2 separate regions of the Homo sapiens genome follow, and region 2 is linked to region 1. Evidence: read pairs that join two places in POLR2A ChIA-PET (ENCODE). Cell type or tissue: MCF 10A. All regions are shown on one strand. Each heading gives the region's core, and the rest is flanking DNA. Links, peaks and the distances in the headings are about the cores only.

Region 1 (4,396 bases), core at 116-4,115:
GGATTACAGGTGTGGGCTACCATGCCCAGCTAGGGATTTCTTTTAAAAAGCAACATCACCAGGAGATGACAGGGTCAATACCAACTCACTGCTCAAATCTTCTGATAAAATCTCACTCCTTCATTCATCTACCCATCCATTCAGCCAACAATTACCTATCACATACCTAATACGTGGCAGGTGCTGAGGATACAAGATGAACAAGATGGACAGGGCCTATGCATTCATGAAGCTTATGGAATATTAGGGAAGACAGATAACAGTAAACTTGGGTCCTAAAGTTAATGTCAACGCTGCTAAATGTTTTAAAGTACCATAGTTTAAAAACGGTTCCCAAGAGTATAATCTCCCATTCAGTAAAATTAACTAAGTCCAAAGAACATTTGCATTTGAAATTAGCTTGTAACAGACAGCATATCCTTCTAATTCATAGTAGTGTCCCTTTTCTAAATAGAGAATGCATTCAGCCCAGTTTCTAAAAACAACACCGCATACCCAACAAAAGACTTCAGGCTAAAATATACTTTTCCTCTTTAGTAATGAAACCATTCTAAACAAGTTAAGGCTAAGAATGAAAAAAGAATTACCAAAGTGATCAGAGTTGTCCAAACAGCAATAAGGAAGAATAAATGCTTAGTCTATGACAGTTTGCTTGGATTAGGGGTGTCAGTCTATGAGAGCATTAAAGTACTTGTTCTCTACAAGGAAAATTCAAATACGTTTATCCTAGCCACTGTGGGCAAAACACCTTCCTTAAAAGAAAACACTGTCCTACAAGGCTCCACCACACACTAGCTGTGTGACCTTGGGCAATAACTTAACTTCTGTGGGCCTCCATCTGCATGAGCACATATACGCTAACTGAACAGGGTTGTGACGAGGATTGAATGAGATAATACACCCAACACTTAGCCCACTGCAGTGCTCAGCATCACAGTGTTGCCTTTATTCTTCCAGTGATCAGATCAAAGCAACCAGGCTGTGCTATAACATTAAAATCCCATTCCATCGGCACCCTGTGTAGTTAGTAAACTCTTGACATATCACAGTGATTGGATTGACACTAAGTAATTTACATCTGAGAAGAGGGTAGGAAAAAAACACTAAAGATTGACTGGATTAAAATTAAAATCTTCCTAAGACAAGTCAGTGCTCAAACCAGTTTAAACTGAATGCCACAGTCAGTCATTAGGTACTAGAGTTAATATAAGCGCAATTTTTCCTTGCTAAAGTTAGCACGAACTTACTTGGAGAGCACGTACTTCAGGTAGTCACTGCACCACCCTATCAGAAAAAGCTCAGCAACCACGCGTGAGTCATTTTTGCTCCACTTCATTTATTAACGCTAAGCTTAAGGGTGTCACATCCACAAGACTCAACACAGCTTCTCTTAAAGAAGAAAGTGTCATAACATATTGCCATGTGAAAGAAAGAAAAAAGGTCAGACTGCAAAATATATGATCCTATTAAATCAAAACAAAAAGAGTGGGTGAGTATGCATGTATGTGATGCATATCTTCATATATGCAGAAATTTTAAAAACCCAAAAAACTAGGATATATACCAAATCATTAACTGTAATTCCCTTCCACTAGTGTGATCAAAAAATTTTTTTTCTTTGGGTTTCCTGTGTTTTTAAAACATTAACCATGTATTTCCTTTGAACAAGGAAAAAAGTCAATGAAATTTAAAAACAAATATTATTTTGGATCCTAAAAGAATTCTCCCCAACCCCCAGCTTTTTTTTTTTTTTTTTTTTTTTTTGCAATAGGGACATCACGCTGCCATTTTTAGAGCATTCTCATTTAAATAGATGGGAGAATAATACCTTTAATTTAACTAAGAAGCCAAACAAGCTTTGAATTTGAAAAGCTAAAGATTAAAACCAATAATTAAGGTTCAAAATTGCTCCAGGGAAACGAAGTTCTCCTTTTCATACATCTCCTGTAACACAAGGAATTCTCCAGGCAGGTCTAGGCATGAACCTTCTGCAGAGAGGTGTCATGGGAAAAGCAGGAAGAGGACACACAAAGGCTCCAAAGCCTACCTCTGTTACTTATTTTATTATTATTATTATTATTTTTGAGACAGAGTCTCACTCTGTCACCCAGGCTGGAGTGCAGTGGCGCAATCTCAGCTCACTGCAGCCTCAGCCCCCAGGCCCAAGCAATTCTCCTGCTTCAGCCTCCCAAGTAGCTGAGATTACAGGTGCACGCCACCAAGCCCAGCTAATTTTTGTATTTTTAGTAGAGACAGGGTTTCACCATGTTGGCCAGGCTGGTCTTGAACTCCTGACCTCAAGTGATCTGCCTCCCTCAGCCTCCAAAAGTGCTGGAATTACAGGCGTGAGCCACCATGCCCAGCCTCTATTACTTATTAAGTAGCAAGACACCTTGGACAATGACCACCTCTCTCAGAGCCTGAATCTCCTCATGTGTAAAACTGGAAGCATCAAACTCCTGGATGGTTATGAAGCTGAATTAGATAACTTTTATAAAGCAGTGGTCTCTAAACTTTTCTGGCTTTCCACCTTATCTCTAAAAACATATACAATCAGCCCTCTATATCCATGGATTCAATCAACCTTGGATTGAAAATATGAAATTAAAAAAAATAATAACAATCCAACAGTAAAAAAGATACAAATTTAAAAATACAGCATAATAACCATTCACATTATGTTAGGTATTATAAGTAATCTAGAGATGATTTAAAAGTATACAGGAGAATGAGCATAGGTTATATATTAATACAAATACTATGCCATTTTACATAAGGGACTGAAACATTCATCGATTTTGGTATCCTTGGGGGGGGTCCTGAAACCAATGCCCCCTTGGATACTGTACATAAATGTGTGTGTGCATATAACTTACAAACTATATAAGTTCTAATTGTACTTTTATAGTGTGTATACACATAACCAGAAATTTTAATATGCAAAAAAATAATAATAAATAGAAGTTCTAGGCTGGACACAGCGGCTCACACCTGTAATCCCAGCACTTTGGAAGGCTGAAGCAGGAGGATCACTTGAGCCCAGAAGTTTGAGACCACACTAGGCAACATAGTGAGACTCCGTCTCAATCGACAGATTAGACAGCTAGATGAATGTTTCTTCCTGCTTCCCAATGAATTGTCCCAGGGACCCCTCAGGAGGCCCAAAAGCCTGACATCTGATATGCAGTGAAAGATGACATCTTTCTCCATCCCATTCCCCACCGTGCAAAGGAAAGAGGAGCACCAGCAGGGGCCAACAGCTGACATTAATTTGCCTTCTCTTCTTCCTTCCCTCCTCTTGCAATTCCGGGAGTATTTAACCCTTCTTCAAGGTCTCAAGAATAGTGAACCCTAACAGACTCAGCCATTAAAAATGCTCAGCAAGTAGCACATTCCAAGTAAGTTTAGAGACAGACCAGAACAGGAACTGATGTAAACACTATTCTCTAGAGTCACAGAGATCTTTCAGAAACTACTTTGTGAATCTGCAAAGCTTGGGTTAGAATGAGGTTTACCAGATGAGTTGACTGGGTGCCTGGAGAATGAAGTGGCCCCAAGCTCTTAAAAAACACGGCCTGTGCAAAAATCTTTAACAGCTAACCAAAAAACAAGTCAGATCTAAAATACGGCTGTATGTGAGAAGTGTGTGTACTAGCCAGCTCCCGGGGAGAGGCTTACCTTCAGTATTTCAGGTTCTTTGATATCCAGAGATCTTGTGTTCCAGTGTCGCAGATTTTTGTGTAACTTGTGATATTTATGAGCACTTGGTGGTGTAAAAAACCAAATCACGCAAACTGCAGTCATGAATCCAAGGCCAATTCCCAGAAAGAGTCCACTCACATAGTGGGGGAGGGGGAGGATGAGGTACACATAGACACACATTATAAAGAAGCCCAACGTCTTCACTGGCAATTCCGGGTGCTGCACGGCCGAGTCCACCTCGTCCTCACTGTCAAGGACCACACCATCTTCCGCGAGCACCTCTGGCTTGAGAGGAATATCTGAGAGCTTATCAACTTTACTCTCCCCCTCCGTTTCCAAATCGAAGTCCTCAGTGTACAGTTCACAAAACTCTTCATCTTCTTTGCTCACTAAGGCAGACAAAGAACATTTCTCCAGAACTAGAGAACTTGTCTTCAGGCCTAAATCCTTCAGACTGCTCCCCTGGGAACTTTTCAGTTCTATCTCTCTTGTGGGCTCACCAGTGGACTTTGGGTGGTCACTTCTGGGGATGTTGGAATCACTTCCGTAGCCATCCCCCTCAGAATCACACTCCTCCTCCTTGATGCTGTAGTTGTTATTGCTTTCCAAGTGCCCATTCAAGCTGGACAGATTGGAGAGTTCTGAAGCACTTGAAGATAAGGCTTTGGGCCTATGGCTGCCACTTTCTTCCCCT
Region 2 (4,396 bases), core at 208-4,207, 96 kb before region 1:
AGTTGTTGGGAAAAGCTTCTGCACAGCTGAACACATGGAGATTCCTGATGGGTGGGGCATACCCCAAGGGCATGAGATCTCCATGCCCCTTCCCGCATGCCTTGCCCTATGCGTCTCTTCATCTGTATCCTTTATCATAAACCAGTAAATGCAAAAGTCACCAACTCTAGTCTAATTGGAGTGGGCTACACACAGACTCTGAGGCCTGGTGTGAGGCTCACACTGTCTGCTCTGGTAGACAAGAGATCATCAATGCTGGAGATCACAAACTTGGGTGTGCTCTGGAGGTGGAGGCTTAATCTAGCTGAAAGAAACCTCTGGGAATGGATATCAGAAGATCGGGCCTTAATATATTTCCACTGTGACTAGCAGGCTTTTTTCCCAAGAAGGTGATCCAAAGGATGATCTAAACAAAAGCTGTATTTTAAATATTTTAACAGTTACTGGTTAGTTGGTTCCCTGGCTATCTAGTTACCAGTGCGGCATCATGCAGTGACCTATATGTTTAAGCTGTTAAATGTGCTACCCCCACCAATAATGAGATAGACTTTCATGAGAACTGTGCAGCTGTGTGGATGTTTGTTTTTATGTTCCCTTAACCACTGCATATTGCCATTGAATGAGATGGATCAGTGGATATTTTAGGATGAGGTTAAAAACATTTTATTAAATTCAACCATGATTCACATTACTTTTGCTATCCTAGACCATTACAAATTATGAATAAAACAAGTATACATAATTAGTGGCTCCAAGTATTCGCAGAGTTAAACATTTCCAGCTATGGCCAAATCTCCCTGGTATCTAACACTTTATTTTTCCAGAGCATTTTGCCCTTTACGTAAATCTTTTTTTTTTTTTGAGACAGAGTCTCGCTCTGTCACCCAGGCTGGAGTGCAGTGGCGTGATCCCGGCTCACTGCAACCTCTGCCTCCCAGGTTCCAGCAATTTTCCCGCCTCAGCCTCTGGAGTAGCTGGGATTATAGGCACGAGTCACCATGCCGCCAGGCAATTTTTTTGTTTTGTTTTGTTTTGGAGACAGAGTCTCACTCTGTCGCCCAGGCTGGAGTGCAGTGGCGTGATCTCGGCCCACTGCAACCTTCACCTCCTGGGTTCAAGCAATTCTCTGCCTCAGCCTCCCGAGTAGCTGGGATTACAGGCGCCCACCACCATGCCCGGCTAATTTTTGTATTTTCAGTAGAGATGGGGGTTTCACCATCTTGGCCAGGCTGGTCTTGAACTCCTGACCTTGTGATCCACCCACCTCGGCCTCCCAAAGTGCTGGGATTACCGGCGTGAACCACCGTGCCCGGTGACCTTTACCTAAATCTATGCCACAAAGTCCTCTGTGTCCCTAGAATAATTCCATGGGCTTTCAAAGACTGTAATAAGAAGGTAAATGCTAAAAAAAAAAAAAAAAAAGCTTTTGCAAGGAGTGTTGAGTCAACATAAGTAAAGCTCTTGAACGGGCCTAATATACAGTAAGCATCATGTAAGTGTCAGTTACTATTATTCATTAAGAACTGTATGAGACACTAGGATCTAATCACAACAAATGAGATCTGGTTTCCTGCTTTCATGGAGCTTACAGTCCAATAGGAGACCCCAGTAATCAATAATGACACAAACATAAAATGACAAATTGTAGTAAGTGCCATGAAAGGGACATACTGGAAACTGCGACAGCATAACAGAAGAAGAGCATCTGGTCTTGTGATGGTGGGGGAAGCACAGTGTTAAAAATGATGTTTGAGTTAAGATCTATAGGAAAGGGAGAAGGAAAGAAGAATTTCCTGGGCAGAGGGAATAGCCTATGCAAAATTCTGAGACTGCAGAGAATTTGTTGTGTTTGAGGACCCGGTGGACCAGTGTAGCTGGACAGAGAAGGCAGAGGGGATATGGGACACGGTGAGGTTGGGGGAGAAGTCCCAGAATGGCGTGGGCCACAAGAGTCAGAATCTTTTTTTTACGTGTCTTATTTGTTATCTATGCAGCTGAAGGAAAGAACAGGAAGGTTGCTGTTCACATCGTTGTAAAGCCACCTGGAAGAAAAAAAAGCACTCTCCCTAAGGTGAGGCGTGTAATACACCAACCACAATCTGTTCACACTCTCGGTGAGTCTCCTCCAGTGTTTTAATTTATACTAACATTCGACTGATGTTGCCTAGCTGGTTTACAGCTGAATATTAGCAGAACACATCAGAACTTCGTAGGAGAGCGTAGTAAATATGGCTGTTTTTGTGATGAAATGTGGCCTTCAGAACAAACCCCAAGGCAGGTTTTCTTGCTTCCTAAGACTCCTCATTTGAGGGGGAGCCATTTCTCTGACTAGCCATCATGCATGGAATCAGAAAGCTCCCTCTGAAGGGTTGAGGAGTTAAACCTGCACCTTCCCGTCTTTTTAATCTTCCAGGCGCCCCATCTCCACAGTACCTGCAGTCAGTGCCAGGACTATTTTCATTACAAGAGGCAGAAATCTTGGGGATACTAAACTTACAGGACAAGGTAAGTCATTGGCTCATGGTCTCACATTACTCAAGTAGGCTGGCAAGGACTTCAGGATTTGCCAATCTCTTCCAGGCACTCCCTGCCTCATACTTCTTCCTGTTGGCTGACTCTTCTATTTCAACTCCTGTGTGCTAGTTCACTTACTCCAACCCTGCCCCTAAGCTGGACTCTTATCCTACATATATGCAGAAAGAAGGGTCCTGTTACACACAAGGCAATGCCGCCCCAAGGCCTGTAAAACTCCTGGCTTCAAGGGGTTTGCCGTCTAGCAGGAGAGTCGTGTAATGCAGAAAAAAAGACGGCAAGTTCCATGGCCGAACTTCCCGAAAGCTGACTTGGCAGCATATCCAGGTCCTGCCCAGAGCAGTTCCAAGAGTCTGGTCCCACCCTACCCTGCTCAGCTGTCTTCTCACTCCTTGCCCTAGCCTGTGTCCATATAGCTTCAAAACCTGTTATTTTATCCTCTCAAAACTCTTTGGTTTAAAAACAAAACCAAAGTTCCTCAGGTATCCTCATGAGTCTGGAACATATAGATGCTTTTGGGGTGAATGAAGCTGACAGAAGATGAGGTGGGCACACAGATGCATGGTCTGGTTTGAGCTCTGGGCAAGTCATTAGATTTTTCCAGGCATGGGTTTCCAAGAAAGTAAGAAGCCTGAGGTGGATGGTGGCTGCAGCTCTGAAGCATGATGATCCATGACTTACCAGACCCTCATCTCTCCTCAGGCTTTGCTGCAGCTTCTTCTAGCCCCAACCAATCAAAACATGCCCAAAATCCGCATAACAATTTGACAGAGTTTAGAAGTCCTAATGCCTTTGAACATAGTCATTTCCAATCCTGGTCTTGCAACATCTAAGTGTCTCCGCTTATCTCAAAATATTGCAACATTAGAAATTAGTAATAATCTGACTCACTTTAAGGTTCAGGATGGGGAAAAGAAATACCATGAAAATCAACTAATGTTACATGGGACCAGGTGGCTGATTCCCAGGCACACCTACCTACTATAGACTCTAAAAGCAACCATCTCCTAAACTGAAAGGGTGATACCTTTTCTTCTGCCAACCACAAATCAGATAAGTGATTGAACTTTTACCAGGCACCGAAAGCCCCAGAGATTTCCAAGCACTGAACCATCAAGATCAAGATAACTTAGGGTCCGTTTTACAAGCAACTGTGGCTTGGTTCCCAGTTAGTCGAGCACCAAAACTACAGATAAACTTGTTCTTAATCTCCACATATAAAGGAAACCGTTTTCTTCTTTGCAAAACCAGCTCATGGCAAGTGGAAAACGAACCCTAACAGAATTCTAGAATAAGGTCACTGGATTGCTCATAATGAGGTAGTACCTTTAAAGGTCAGAGATTCCCCAAATTTGTTCTTAGAACTTTCTTACCGCATTTCAATTTATCGGGAGATGTTACAAATACTCCTACAATGGAAAAAAAATGTAATCTTATTTAATGTAAAAAAAAAATAACACACACACACACACACACAAACACACCCATTTGTGTATTTGGGTGCACAGCCATCACAAAAATCAAAGAATGGCTGGTTCTGACCCCTCTGAGTTGTGGGGGTTTTCTGAGGTTTCCCTGACAGGATTTAATGTCTTATCATGTTATCCTTAAAAATCAACAACGTGGCCGGGAGCGGTGGCTCATGCCTGTAATCCCAGCACTTTGGGAGGCCGAGGTGGGCGGATCACAAGGTCCGGAGATTGAGACCATCCTGGCTAACACGGTGAAACCCTGTCTTTACTAAAAATACAAAAAAAAAAAAAAAAAGCCAGGTGTTGTGGCGTGTGCCTGTATTCCCAGCTACTTGGGAGGCTGAGGCAGGAGAATGGTGTGAACCCGGGAGGCGGAGCTTGCAGTGAGCAGA

The links. ChIA-PET counts read pairs that join two places held together with the same protein. Peaks named below come from ENCODE experiments on the same cell type or tissue, not always from the same donor. Only the 100,000 strongest peaks of a DNase experiment are listed, where the experiment ranks them.
Region 2: POLR2A ChIA-PET joins it to region 1 with 6 read pairs; 3 of 35 experiments call an interaction of 5 or more read pairs at or near these places.

Annotation. Positions count from the first base shown.
Region 1 is chr17:64,208,896-64,213,291 of GRCh38, forward strand. TEX2 (testis expressed 2) reads right to left here. Exons shown (of 12, transcript NM_001288732.2): 2 at 3,679-4,396. Among named protein-coding and RNA genes, the nearest start is that of TEX2, 52 kb to the right of the region's middle. In MCF 10A, for the core only: no CTCF peak of the experiment used is centred there; no DNase peak of the experiment used is centred there.
Region 2 is chr17:64,112,667-64,117,062 of GRCh38, forward strand. All of the region lies in intron 1 of ERN1 (endoplasmic reticulum to nucleus signaling 1), which reads right to left. Among named protein-coding and RNA genes, the nearest start is that of ERN1, 15 kb to the right of the region's middle. In MCF 10A, for the core only: no CTCF peak of the experiment used is centred there; DNase peaks (open chromatin) are centred at 2,565 and 3,355.